Regions from separate parts of the Homo sapiens genome. Here region 1 is linked to region 2. A link is an interaction called in ENCODE POLR2A ChIA-PET data of the cell type or tissue named here. Cell type or tissue: PC-9. All regions are shown on one strand. Links, peaks and the distances in the headings refer to the core of each region. The heading gives the core; the rest is flanking DNA. Region 1 overlaps BAIAP2L1 (BAR/IMD domain containing adaptor protein 2 like 1). Region 2 has its middle 21 kb from the start of LMTK2.

Region 1 (5,000 bases), core at 1-5,000, 280 kb before region 2:
TGACTCTTGTGACCATCTGTTAGCCCACAGGCAGCTGTCTCCTTGCCAGATTTGCTTACTAATACTTTCCCTAAAGGAAGAGCAGGTGATCAAGTATTGGTGATGTTAGTCCAGGAACAGCAGCTTCCAGCAACACTTAAGGAAGAAGGAAGCAAGATTTCCTACAAATAAAATTGATCTTGACCGGGCGTGCTGGCTCGCACCTGTAGTCCCAGCACTTTGGGAGGCCAAGGCGGCCAGATCACCTGAGGTCAGGAGCTCGAGACCAGCCTGGCCAACATGGCGAAACCCCATCTCTACCAAGAATACAAAAATTAGCTGGGCGTGGTGGTGGGTGCCTGTAATCCCACCTACTCCTTAGGCACGAAAACCGCTTGAACTCAGGAGGCAGAGGTTGCAGTGAGCCGAGATCAGGCCACTGGCCACTACATTCCAGCCTGGGAGACAGAGCGAGACTGTGTCTCAAAAAAAAAAAAAAAAAAAAAAACCAAAATCGATCTTGACATATCCTCAGTTAACCCTCATTACAGCTATTTTTGCTACATGACATTAGCATGTACCTTGATTGGTTTGAACATTTGTGATGTCACTCGGTTAATTTGTATGAGATAGTATAGAATAAAATAATATATAAAATTTCAAGGATACATACGTTACAAGCCACAGAACTGCATATTTACTTAGAGATTCTTAAACCACTTTTAATGCTTATTTATCATAAATGTTACACTTTTAGCTGAGAAAAACAAAGCACTAAAATATCAAATAATTTGTCCTTGTTCATATAGAGAATTTTTGTTTTGTTTTGTTTTTTTGAGACTGAGTTTCGTTCTGTCACCCAGGCTGCAGAGCAGTGACGCCATCTCAGCTCACTGCAACCTCCACCTCCTGGATTCAAGCAATTCTCCTGCCTCAGCCTGCTGAGTAGCTGGGACTACAGGCGCCCGTCCCCATGCCCAGCTAATTTTTGTATTTTTAGTAGGGAGGGGGTTTCACTATGTTGCCCAGGTTGGTCTCGAACTCCTGACCTCAGGTGATCCGACCGCCTTGCCTCCCAAAGTGCTGGGCTTACAGACGTGAGCCAACACACCCGGCCTATACAGAACTACTAAAAGAAACTAAAAGAGGGCCGGGCGCGATGGCTCACGCCTGTAATCCCAGCACTTTGGGAGGCGGAGGCAGGTGGATCACGAGATCAGGAGATCGAGACCATCCTGGCTAACACTGGTGAAACCCCGTCTCTCTAAAAATACAAAAAACTAGCCAGGTGCAGTGGCGGGCATCTGTAGTCTCAGCTACTCGGGAGGCTGAGGCAGGAGAACGGTGTGAACCCGGGAGGCGGAGCTTGCAGTGAGCCGAGATTGCGCCACTGCACTACAGCCTGGGTGACAGAGCGAGACTCCGTCTCAGAAAAAAAAAAAAAGAAACTAAAAGAGAAACTAATTTTTAAAAGTTTAAAGTCCACTCAGCTTATCTGGCTAGTCATAATTGAATTAATGTATACTTTATTATAAATGTACACAGTTAATTTATGTATAGTTCCATACTGGTAATTCTTTGAAAATGAGTTATAAAAAGTCCATATGCTAAGGAAGTTAAAACCGTCATAAGATTGCATCATTCATTTCTCATAATTATTCTTAATTCATAATTATGATCTGTAACTTTACAGAGGCAGTAGAAATGCCGAGGTAAACAGGGCAGCTAGAAATCTGGTGAATAGTGTGTGCTGGTTCCAGCGGAACTGTTCTCCAACATTTTATTTAGAATAGCTAATCACTAATTTTCCAGTACCGCTAAGGTTTTGCGGTAGAACCAAGCTTCTTTTTATGCGACTCAGCACAAGTAGAAGAGTGATATTACCATTAGCCTAGAATGTATTGTGCAACCATAACTATGCATGCCCTTCCCTGGATGGAAATGAAACTCATTCTGGTTAAAACCAGTTTGGCAGAGTATCCTTGCCAGGCAGTAATCGATAGAGATATAGACTAAGCTATTGCTATTTTTTTTTCTTAGTAACAGTGCTGCTTGGCCCATTTATAATTTTTCTGTTCACTTTGTTAAGATTCACTTGGTATCCTAAGCCCTTTAATTCTTAGTGCCAAACTTAAATTAAAATGGATTTGTTCATTACTCCTGATGACTCTTAACATTGTAGGCTGTTTAACAATTCAGGTCTTCACAAGCCTTGCAGTAGCACCGACCTTTGCCTCAACTACAGCTCTCCCCCAAAATGTGGGACCCTTTCTATTCACAAGTGTGTCCACAACTACTATAAAACTTTATAGATTCTGGAATACAAAGGCAGCATTGCTTTTTTTGTCCCTGGGTTTAAAAATAACATGTACTTCAGCTAAAATAACTAGGTGAAGAGCCAATATAGGAATGGATTTTCCACTGTTAGAAAGACCAAAATTGGCCAGGCGCGGTGGCTCACACCTGTAATCCCAGCACTTTGGGAGGCCGAGGCGGACGGATCATGAGGTCAGGAGATCGAGACCATCCTGGCTAACATGGTGAAACCCCGTCTCTACTAAAAATACAAAAAATTAGCTGGGCATGGTGGCGGGCGCCTGTAGTCCCAGCTACTCAGGGGGCTGAGGCAGGAGAATGGCGTGAACCCAGGAGGCGGAGCTTGCAGTGAGCCGAGATCGCGCCACTGCACTCCCTGGGCGACAGTGCGAGACTCTGTCTCAAAAAAAAAGCCAAAATTTCTGGGAGGGAACATTTCTGTAGCTGAACCTACGTACAGTAATAAAGAAGTATATATGTTGAACTTTTCAAGCTTAAAAACTCAGTATTGACTACAAACTGTAGTTGCAAATCTTTTTTTTTTTTTTTTTTTGAGACGGAGCCTTACTCTGTTGCCAGGCTGGAGTGCAGTGGCGCAATCTCAGCTCACTGCAACCCCGCGTCCCGGGTTCAAGGAATTCTCTTGTCTCAGCCTCCTGAATAGCTAGGACTACAAGCACCCGCCACCATGCCTGGCTAATTTTTGTGTTTTTAGTAGAGATGGGGTTTCGCCACATTAGCCAGGATGGTCTCGATCTCTTGACCTTGTGAGCCACTGCGCCCAGCCTAGTCTCAAGTCTTAGTTGAACTTTTTTTTTTCCCCCTCTGGTAGAATCATTTGGATAGGGATTTGTGTATGGTGTTAACTGTGGAAGTTCTCATTCATTTGTTGTTCTTCGTATTTTAAGATGTTAGGGTTATATGTGAACATTTTAAGAATTATATCAGGAAATTGGTTGGGTATGATGGCTCATGCCTGTAATCCCAGCACTTTGGGAGGCTGAGGCGGATGAATCACTTGCGGTCAGGAGTTCAAAACCAGCCTGGGCAACACGGTGAAACACCATCTCTACTAAAAAAACAAAAATTAGCTGGGTGTGGTAGCAGGCATCTGTAATCCCAGTTACTTGGGAGGCGGAGGCACAAGAGTTGCGTGAACCCAGGAGGTGGAGGTTGCAGTGAGCCGAGATGGCACCATTGCACTCCAGCCTGGGCGACAGAGCAAAGCTCTAGCTCAAAAAAAAAAAAAAAAAAAAAAAAAATTAGGAAATCAAATGAGACTTTCCTCCTATTGTATTTGGAGAAGGAATATCCGCAGGAAAGAACAGATCTGGGCTGCTTTCTGTGGTGCTCATATGTTATTGGGCAGGGTCGGCTCTCTGTCAGTTTTCTTATATTTTTACCTACACCCAGCCTCATAAGAATATCATATGAATTTTTTATTTTTCAAGACAGGGTCTCGCTTTATCGCCCAGGCTGGAGTGCAGCGGCACGATCTCACTGCTACCTCCGTCTCTTGAGTTCAAGCGATTCACCTACCTCAGCCTCCTGAGTAGCTGGGACTACAGGCACCCACCGCCGTGCCCAGCAAATTTTTGTATTTTTGGTAGAGATGGGGTTTCACCACGTTGCCCAGGCTAGTCTCGAATTCCTGGGCTCAAACAGCCCACCTCCCTCGGCCTCCCAAAGTGCTTGGGATTACAGGCATGAGTCACCACGCATGGCCTGTAATAATTTTCAGTAACTTTAAAATAGTTTTGTCTTTTAATTAGAAAGTAGCTGTGTGCTAATGAAATTATCAGATTTTGAAAATGAGTGAAATCTCCGAGTGCTAATGGGAAAGTAAAATGGTGCAGCTGTTCTGAAAAAAAAAAAAAAAAAGTTTGGCAGTTTCTTAAAAAGTTAAACACGTGCCTACCATGTGACGCAGCCATTGAACCCCCAGGTTATCCTAGAGATACGAAAACGTAAGCTCACATAAAAACCTGTATGCGATCGCTCATAGCAGCTTTGCTTGGAATTGTCAAAACCTGGAAACAAGCCAGGTCTTCAACAAGTATGTGGATAAACAAACTGCAATATATCCATACCATGGAATGCTACTAGCCAAAAAAAAAAAATAAAAAGTGATAAACTACATCCAACAACTTGGATACATCTTAAGGCATTGTGCTGGGTGAAAAGGGCAAATCTTAAAATGCCACATACGATACGATTCCTTTTTTGTTATTTTTTTGAGACAGAGTCTTGCTCTGTCACCAGGCTAGAGTGCAGTGGTGCGATCTCGACTCAATGCAACCTCCGCCTCCTAGGTTCAAATGATTCTCCTGCCTCAGCCCCCCAAGTAGCTGGGATTACAAGCACGCACCACCACACCCAGCTAATTCATGTATTTTTAGTAGAGGCGGGGTTTCACCATGTTGGCCAGAATGGTGTCGATCTTCTGACCTTGTGATCCACCCGCCTCGGCCTCCCATGATTCTTTTGTTTTGTTTTGTTTTGTTTTTGAGATGGAGTCTCACTCTGTCACCCAGGCTGGAGTGCAATGGCACGGTCTCAGCTCACTGCAACCTCTGCCTCCCAGATTCAAGCAATTCTCCGGCCTCAGCCTCCTGAGCAGCTGGGATTACAGGCAAACGCCACCACGCCCGCTAATTTTTGTATTTTTTAGTAGAGACAGGGTTTCACCATGTTGGCCAGGCTGG
Region 2 (8,344 bases), core at 862-5,861:
GTTCCAGCAATTCTTCTGCTTCAGCCTCCCCAGTAGCTGGGATTACAGGCACGCACCACCACACCTGGCTAATTTTTGTATTTTTAATAGAGATGGGGTTTCACCATGTTGGTCTGGCAGGTCTCGAACTCGTGACCTTGTGATCTGCCCTCCTTGGCCTCTCAAAGTGCTGGGATTACAGGCTTGAGCCACTGTGCCCAGCCTAAAAAAAAAAAAAAAAAAAAAAAAAACCTTTTTTAAAAAAAAGAGAGTGGATACATGGATGTTTAGTTACAGGGTGCACACTGCCCAAATGACAGGGGGCCCATGTGTTCTTTGATACACTTCTGTTTGTGCTTCTGATACATGGGCACCTCCAGCACAAGAACCCTGGGCAACCCTCCCTGCCTATTCTAAGGGCAAACTGCTCTCTGAGTGTATTAGTTTACATGGGCTGCCACAAAAAAAATGCCGTAGACTGGGCGGCTTACACAACAGAAACTTCTTGTCTCACAGCTCTGGAGGCTGGAAGTCCAAGATCAAGGTGTTGACCAGGTTGGTTTCTCCTGGGGCCTTTCTCCTTGGCTTGTAGATGGCTGCGTTCTCTCTGACATGGTCTTTCCTCCGGCCACATGCATACCTGGTGTCTTTTCCTGTCTTCTTTTTTCTATTATTTATTTATTTATTTTATTTAATTAATTAATTTATTTATTTTTGAGATGGAATCTCCCTCTGTCACCCAGGCTGAAGTGCAGTGGCACAATCTCGACTCACTGCAAGCTCCGCCTCCCGGGTTCACGCCATTCTCCTGCCTCAGCCTCCCGAGTAGCTGGGACTACAGGTGCCTGCCACCACACCTGGCTAATTTTTTGTATTTTTAGTAGAGACGAGGTTTCACTGTTAGCCAGAATGGTCTCGATCTCCTGACCTCATGATCCTCCCGCTTCAGCCTCCCAAAGTGCTGGGATTACAGGCATAAGCCACAGCACCCCGCCTATTTATTTATTTTTTTTGAGACAGGGTCTTGCTCTGTCGCCTAGCTTGGAGTACGCAATGGCATGACCATAGCTCACTGCAGCCTCGACCTCCCCAGGCTCAAGTAATCCTTCCACCTCAGCCTCCCAGGTAGCTGGTATTACAGCCATGCACCACCACGTCTGGCTGAGTTTTTTTTACATTTTTTTGTAGAGATGGGTTTTTGCTGTGTTGCCCAGGCTGGTCTCCAACTCCTGGGCTCAAGTGATCCTCCCACCTCAGCCTCCCAAAGTGCTGGGATTACAGGAATGAGCCACCGCACCCAGCCAAGAGCCACTTGTTAACCCCTAGCCGGCACATCAGTGGCCTCGCCATAGGACACCCTCCTGCGGGTCTTTACGATCACCTTTGCTTGACTTGAATCCCTGTCATGGTTGCGTGACTTTAATTCAGCATTAGGCAAATAAGGAGACCAAGTAGGTTAAAAGTCATTTGACTCTCCCTAGTTCTCTGCCAATCAAAGGCTGTGTGCCTCATTCTGGATGATAGCCGACTTTATCTGCATAATGATGTGTGGTATATCATTAATGCAAATGATACATCAATTACCAAACTGGGCAATGATGAGATATCATGATGGACAATTGGCTGTCTTTCCAAATGCCTTTGTGCAAAGTCCTTACCTGTTGTTGCCTCTAAACCTGTGTAACTCAGGGACAGCTCACCAGCTGCCAACAGAGCCTTGAGCCACCACCCATTTTTGGAGGGGGTGCGGAAACCACCCAATATGGTAAAAACGTGCTAACACATTTAAGTCTAACAAATTAACACTTTTAATGTACATAATTTATACAGCTATATAATGATGCTATGCACAAAATAATTACAGCAGGATTGATAAAAAGTACACAGCAGATAGTGAGATTCGGGAATGAAATACCATTTTAAAATTGTATTATGAACATTTTTTTTCCAAGCTCATTAGTATTCATGCCTTCCTTTCGAGGTAAGTTTTATTCGACAATGACTTGCAGATCACTTTTGATGTGTCAGACACTGCTGTAAGCACTTTATAAGTAATAACTCTTTAAGCTTTATCTAATTTTAGAATATTTTTATCACCCACAAAAGAAACTCTACCCGTTAGTTGTCATTCCCCATCCATTCCCCCTGGTAACCACTAATCTACTTCCTGCTTCTATGGATTTGCCTGTTCTGGGCTTTTTTGTTTTTATTTTTGGTAGAGACAGGGTCGTGCTATGTTGCCCAGGCTGGTCTTGAACTCCTGGCCTCAAGTGATCCTCCCTCCTTGGTCTCCCACAATGCTGGGATTACAGGCAGGAGCCACTGCATTCAGCTGATTCTTGACATTTTATATAAATGAAATCATACAATAGGTTGCTTTTGGTGATTGGCTTAATCTATCCTTATTCCCATTTTGTGGATGAGGAGACAGAAACAGAGAAGATAAGGACCTTGGCCAAGGTCACATAGCTAGTAAGTGACAGAAGCAGGGTTCACACTCAGGTAGCCTGGCTCCGGCATCCTTGCTAAGTATCAGAGTCAAAACCGAATAACGTCAAAAGTGTACATTGAGGCCCGTCTCATGCCTCGGTGCCTCATGCCTGTAATCCCAGCACTTTGGGAGGCTGAGGTGGGAAGATCACTTGAGACCAAGAGTTCAAGACTGCCCTGGGCAACATAGCAAGGCCCCATCTCTACAGAAAAAAAAAAAAAAAAAAAAAATTAGCCGGCATGGCTGCGCACACCTGTAGTCCCAGCTACTCAGGAGGCTGAGGCAGGAGGATTGTGATCACTTGAGCCTAAGAGATCAAGGCTGTAGTGAGCCATGATTGAACCACTGCACTCCAGCCTAGGCAACAGAGCAAGATCCTGTCTCAACAACAACAAAGTATACGTTAAAAGCTTTTTGCGAAGATGAGGTGTGGACCAAATTGCTCCTGGATACCCCTCAGGTGAGAGACCCTGTTAAGGTTTGCTTTCTGGTGAGATCGGGGCTGGGGAGTAGGGTGAAGAGCAGAGGTGGAGAACAAGCTCTACCCTGAAGTTAATAGTTGCTGAGTAAACCTTTGTCCTTAGAGAAGATAGACTCAATACAATTACATGTATTTTAAAACAGTAATATTAAAAATTAGCTGGGCATGGTGGCACATGCCTGTGGTCCCAGCTACTCAGGAGGCTGAGGTGGGAGGATCCCTTGAGCCCCAGTGGTAGAGGCTGCAGTGAGCCACGATCACACCACTGCACTCCAGCCTGGGTGACACAGCAAGACCCTATCTTAAAAACAAAAAGAAAAAATTTAAAAAAGAAAAGAATTGTAAGTTTCTGGGGACCACGGGCTTCTCTTGCGCAGGGCACATGTTCTGCTCACATCTGCTCCTTACCAATTCTTTGACAATTATTTCAACACACACAGGAAGTGCCCGTGATGTGTCAGGTTATGTTCCAGGGAGGCACCAGGGTAAACAAGAAGATGACTTGTTAGACTTCTAGGACAAGGAGAGCCCAGGCCGCTGTGGAAAACTCTACCTGCCTCAGCCACTCTGCTGGCCACACGACTTTTGCCCCAAGCCCATAAAACCGAGGGAGTCACCTGCTGCGTCAGTTTCTACCAGGCCAGCTGGAACAGGCTGGGCGAGTTGGTGCCAGACTGGCACATGGGCAGGTAGGGCAGGGCCCGTTGTCTTCCCAGGGATTAATCAGCTCATGCAGCGTCATCCTCTGTCCCTTCCTTGGCATTGGACCAGAACGGGGACTGGAGCCTTCCAGCAAAGGGAGTCCTTGGGGAGCTCCTCCAGCAAGACCCGCCTGGGACTCTCCACCACCCCATGCAATGCCACCCTGTCTCATCCACGTATCTCAGTGAGGGGCAGCGGGAAAGAGGAATAGGGGGAGCTTTTTCTCTGTCTGTCTGATTGTAAGCCCCTACTTCAAGATACTCTAAGGAGTCGCTTCTACCTTCCCCAAATCGCTGGGGAGCAAACGCTCCATGTGACCCTATAAGGTGAGAAGTGAGGAAGTGACTCCCCTGTAACCCAGCAGTCCAGAATCCCGGGTCCAAGGTCACCCAAATCAACCATCTCATCACTGTTTGCAGTTGCTCTCTGGGTCTGCCTTTGGCTTCTTTTTGGGTTCAGAGCCCAGCAGGAAGCCAGGCCTCACCAGCAGGCCCCCACTCCCACTGCTGGGGGGCCTAGGCTGGGAGGCCCCAGGGAACTTCCTGCACCTCCCTCTGCCACACCTGCTTGTACCTGAAATTGTTTATTAGGGCGGTTCCAACAGCCACCAACAGGCTTGGCCGGAATTTGTGGTTCTTTCTGTGTAACACTCAATGGCTTTATTATTTAATAGCAGAAGGAGTTGTGGCTACTTATTTAATTGCCAAACTTTGTTAGAAATGGGGCTTTTCGCTGGGCATGGTGGCTCACGCCTGTAATCCCAGCACTTTGGGAGGCCAAGGTGGGCAGATCACGAGGTCAGGGGATCAAGACCATCCTGGCTAACACAGTGAAACATTGCCTCTACTAAAAATACAAACAATTAGCTGGGCATGGTGGTACATGCCTGTAATCCCAGCTACTCGGGAGGCTGAGGCAGGAGAATCGCTTCAACCCGGGAGGCGGAGTTTGCAGTGAGCTGAGATCGCGCCACTGCACTCCAGCCTGGACAACAGAGCGAGACTCCGTCTCAAAAACAAACAAACAAACAAAACAAACAAACAGAAATGGGGCTTTTCGCTGGGTGCGGTGGCTCATGCCTGTAATCCCAGCACTTTGGGAGGCCAAGGCAGGTGGATCACCCGAGGTCAGGAGTTCAAGACCAGCCTGTCCAACATGGTGAAACCTTGTCTCTACCAAAAATACAAAAATTAGCCGGCTGTGGTGGCGGGCATCTGTAATCCTAGCTACTTGGGAGGCTGAGGCAGGAGAATCACTTGAACCCGAGAGGTGGAGGTTGCAGTGAGCTGAGATCGCGCCACTGCACTCCAGCCTGGGTGACAGAATGAGACTCCTTCTCAAAAAAAAAAAAAAAAGAAAGAAATTGGGCTTTTCACTGCCCCTTGTACACCCAGGTTGTAATCACAACCCACAACTCATCTGCTAAGAGGGCAAGCGTGTTTGCCCTTCTCTGATTCCCCATGAATAAGCCATAAACAATTGCAGACTTGGTTCAGGATGCCTGGACAGCTGTGTGTCCCAGGTGGCTCGCAGGCATCTCCTGTGAGGTATGACATCGCTCCCCTGAATAAGTCCTCTGAGGGTGGAGCTGTGCCCATTTTACCCATGCAGGAATCAGAGTGCCTCTGTTTTCCTGTGGGTGATGCCAAGAAGACTAGGGCAGTATTTGATCATCAGCAGGAAGGATGGGCTTTTGAGGAAGCCAGCCTTCTGCTACTGACTTCATTTGGGCCTTGAGGTTATTAGTTTCTCTCTCTGCATCTATTTCCTCTTGGGGGAAATTGACCAACCCCATCTGCTCACCTAGTAACCAAGTACCCCTATTTTTCTAAGAAAAAGAGAATGAGTAATTATTTATTATTTTTTCCTCTTTTCTGTTTCCCCTGTTCCTCATTTCCTACTTAGCCCTTTAGAAATGCAATCATACCTTGACCGGGCACGATGGCTCACACCTGTAATCTCAGCACTTTGGGAGGCCGAGACAGGTGGATCACTTGAGGCCAGGAGTTTGAGGCCAGCCTTGCCAACATGGCAAGACCCCATCTCTACTAAAAATACAAAAGTTAGCCAGGCGTGGTGGCACATGCCTGTAATCCCAGCTACTGGGGAGGCTGAAGCACCAGAATGGCTTGAACCCAGGAGGCAAAGGTTGCAGTGAGCCAAGATCGCACCACTGCACTCCAGCCTAGGAGACAGAGCAAGACCTTATCCCTCCCCTGCCACACACAAAAAGGAATGACATGATAACCTTTTACCTCCCCTTCACCAGACACTCCCTGCAGGGCAAGCTTATCTAACTATGTGCTTAGAAACTCCAGCGTGGAACTCACTCCCATTAGATTGCCTTGAGAGACAACGGTCTATTTACAACCCAAAGTATGCCCACTATGAAACTCTCTCCCCACTGGATAGTTTCAGCCACTCTGAAGACTGAAACTCTCTCCCACCTGGAGAGTTTACAACCTAGTTCTGCTCATGAAGGTGCTAGCTTGACTGCCCAGTAAATAAGGCACCAAACAAATTTGGGCAGACCCCCACCTGCTCACTTTCTCCCCTGCATGCCATTCATGCCAGACCCCCGCTTTAAAAGTGCACACTTTCTGCTCCAAAAGCGAAGTGGTACCCTTAAGCCAGGAAGCCTGCACTTCTTCCCACAAACTAGCTTTAAAATAAAAAGCCACCAGACCTCGCGCTTGTTAATGGAATTTTGCAAGTGGCGAGTGACTGAACCTGTGATTCGGTTACAACCTCTCTTCTGGAAGGGCTGAGGCTCCGTCCAGCTCAGGCAGATGGATGGAGACCCAGGGAAAGGACAGATCAGAGGGGGCTTCGGCACAGAGGCCAATACCAGAAGATAAAACAACTCAGCTATCTCTTAGCTGGAAAATGGGGACTTCTTTGCCCCTAGGAGGTATCAGGTGACAAAAAATATGTGGGACATCTCTGGGCAGCCCTGGAAACAGCCTCTGTTCTCCTCTGCTGGTGGCATTTATGTGGGTCTTGCTTGACGACCCCCCGATTCCTTGGAGAACAACCATTTGTGATTTTTCTTCTTACCGAGGTGGCTAAGAAATGGAAAATTTGTGAGCTAATAATTCTCACAGAGAAAAATGATTGCAAACTCTTTCACGCTACAAAAAAAAAAAAAAAAAGTGGGGGGGATTTCAAAGAAAAGAATGGGACCAGGTGTGGAGGCTCACATCCATAATCCCAGCACTTTGGGAGGCTGAGGTAGGAGGATCACTTGAGCCCAGAAGTTTGAGACTGACCTGGACAATATAGAAAGACCTATCTCTACAAAAAATTTAAAAATTAACCAGTCATGGTGGTGTGCACCTGTAGTCCCAGCTACTCGGGAGGCTGAGATGGGAGGATTGCTTGAGCCCAGGAGGTTGAGGCTGCAGTGAACCCTGATCATACCACCGCACTCCAGCCTGGGTGACAGAGTGAGACTGTCTCAAAAAAAAAAAAAAAAAAAAAAAAGAGAAAAGAAAATAAAAAGAAAAAAGGGGGGAGGCCTCAGGCTTTTTTTTTTTGTTTGCTATTTTATTATTTTTTATTATACATATTTAAGGTGTACAACATGACGTTTTGATATACATATAATCAGTCAAATGGTTACTATATCCAAGTAAATGAACGTATTCATCATTTTACATAGTTACCCATTTGTGTGTTTGGCAAGAGCAACCTAAAATCTATTCTTTTAGCAAAAATCCCAAATACAATATGATATTGTGAACTACAGTTCTTATGGTGTACATTTGATCTCTGTCTGGTGGGAGAACGGGTAGTGAATGGTGACTCTCTGGAGAGGCTGTCCATGGGAGCCAGAGACCTGGCCAGAGAGCTGGGGTCCGGCAGTGTCAGCTGCTATGTCCCCAGAAAGGCCTGATTGTGCAGTACAGGCCCTGAGCACAGAAACTCCAATGCAGGCCGGGCATGGTGGCCCACGCCTGTAATCCCAGCACTTTGGGAGGCTGAGGTGGGCGGATCACGGGGTCAGGAGATCGAGACCATCCTGGCTAACACGGTGAAACCCCATCTCTACTAAAAATACAAAAAATTAGCCGGGCGTGGTGGCGGGCGCCTGTAGTCCCAGCTATTCGGGAGGCTGAGGCAGGAGAATGGCGTGAACCCGGGAGGCGGAGGTTGCAGTGAGCCAAGACCGTGCCACTGCACTCCAGCCTGGGTGACACAGTGAGACTCTGTCTCGAAAAAAAAAAAAAAAAGAAACTCCAATGCAGCCATGAGGTCAAGACCATGTGAAATGAGCTGGGCGTGGTAGCTCACGCCTATAATCCTAACACTTTGGGAGGCCGACATGTGCAGATCACTTGAGGTCAGGGGTTTGAGACCAGCCTGGCCAACTTAGTGAAACCCCATCTCTGCTAAAAATACAAAAATTAGCCAGGCATGGTGGCGCGTGCCTGTAATCCCAGCTACTCTGGAGGCTGAGGCAGGAGAATCACTTGAACCCAGGAGGCAGAGGTTGCAGTGAGCTGAGATTGTGCCAAAACACCCCAGCCTGGGTGACGGAGAGAGACTCTGTTTCAAAATATATATTCATATATATATTTATATATATATGAATATATATATTCATATATATATTTATATATATATTTATATATATTCATATATATATTTATATATATATTCATATATATTTAACGTAAAATGTACATTTC

The links. ChIA-PET counts read pairs that join two places held together with the same protein. Peaks named below come from ENCODE experiments on the same cell type or tissue, not always from the same donor. Only the 100,000 strongest peaks of a DNase experiment are listed, where the experiment ranks them.
Region 1: POLR2A ChIA-PET joins it to region 2 with 6 read pairs; 2 of 35 experiments call an interaction of 5 or more read pairs at or near these places.

Annotation. Positions count from the first base shown.
Region 1 is chr7:98,368,221-98,373,220 of GRCh38, reverse strand. All of the region lies in intron 1 of BAIAP2L1 (BAR/IMD domain containing adaptor protein 2 like 1), which reads left to right. Among named protein-coding and RNA genes, the nearest start is that of BAIAP2L1, 30 kb to the left of the region's middle. In PC-9, for the core only: no CTCF peak of the experiment used is centred there; a DNase peak (open chromatin) is centred at 1,880; H3K4me3 peaks cover 415 bases; H3K27ac peaks cover 2,508 bases.
Region 2 is chr7:98,081,679-98,090,022 of GRCh38, reverse strand. No RefSeq gene overlaps it. Among named protein-coding and RNA genes, the nearest start is that of LMTK2, 21 kb to the left of the region's middle. In PC-9, for the core only: a CTCF peak has its summit at 4,394; DNase peaks (open chromatin) are centred at 3,552 and 4,252; H3K4me3 peaks cover 830 bases; H3K27ac peaks cover 3,290 bases.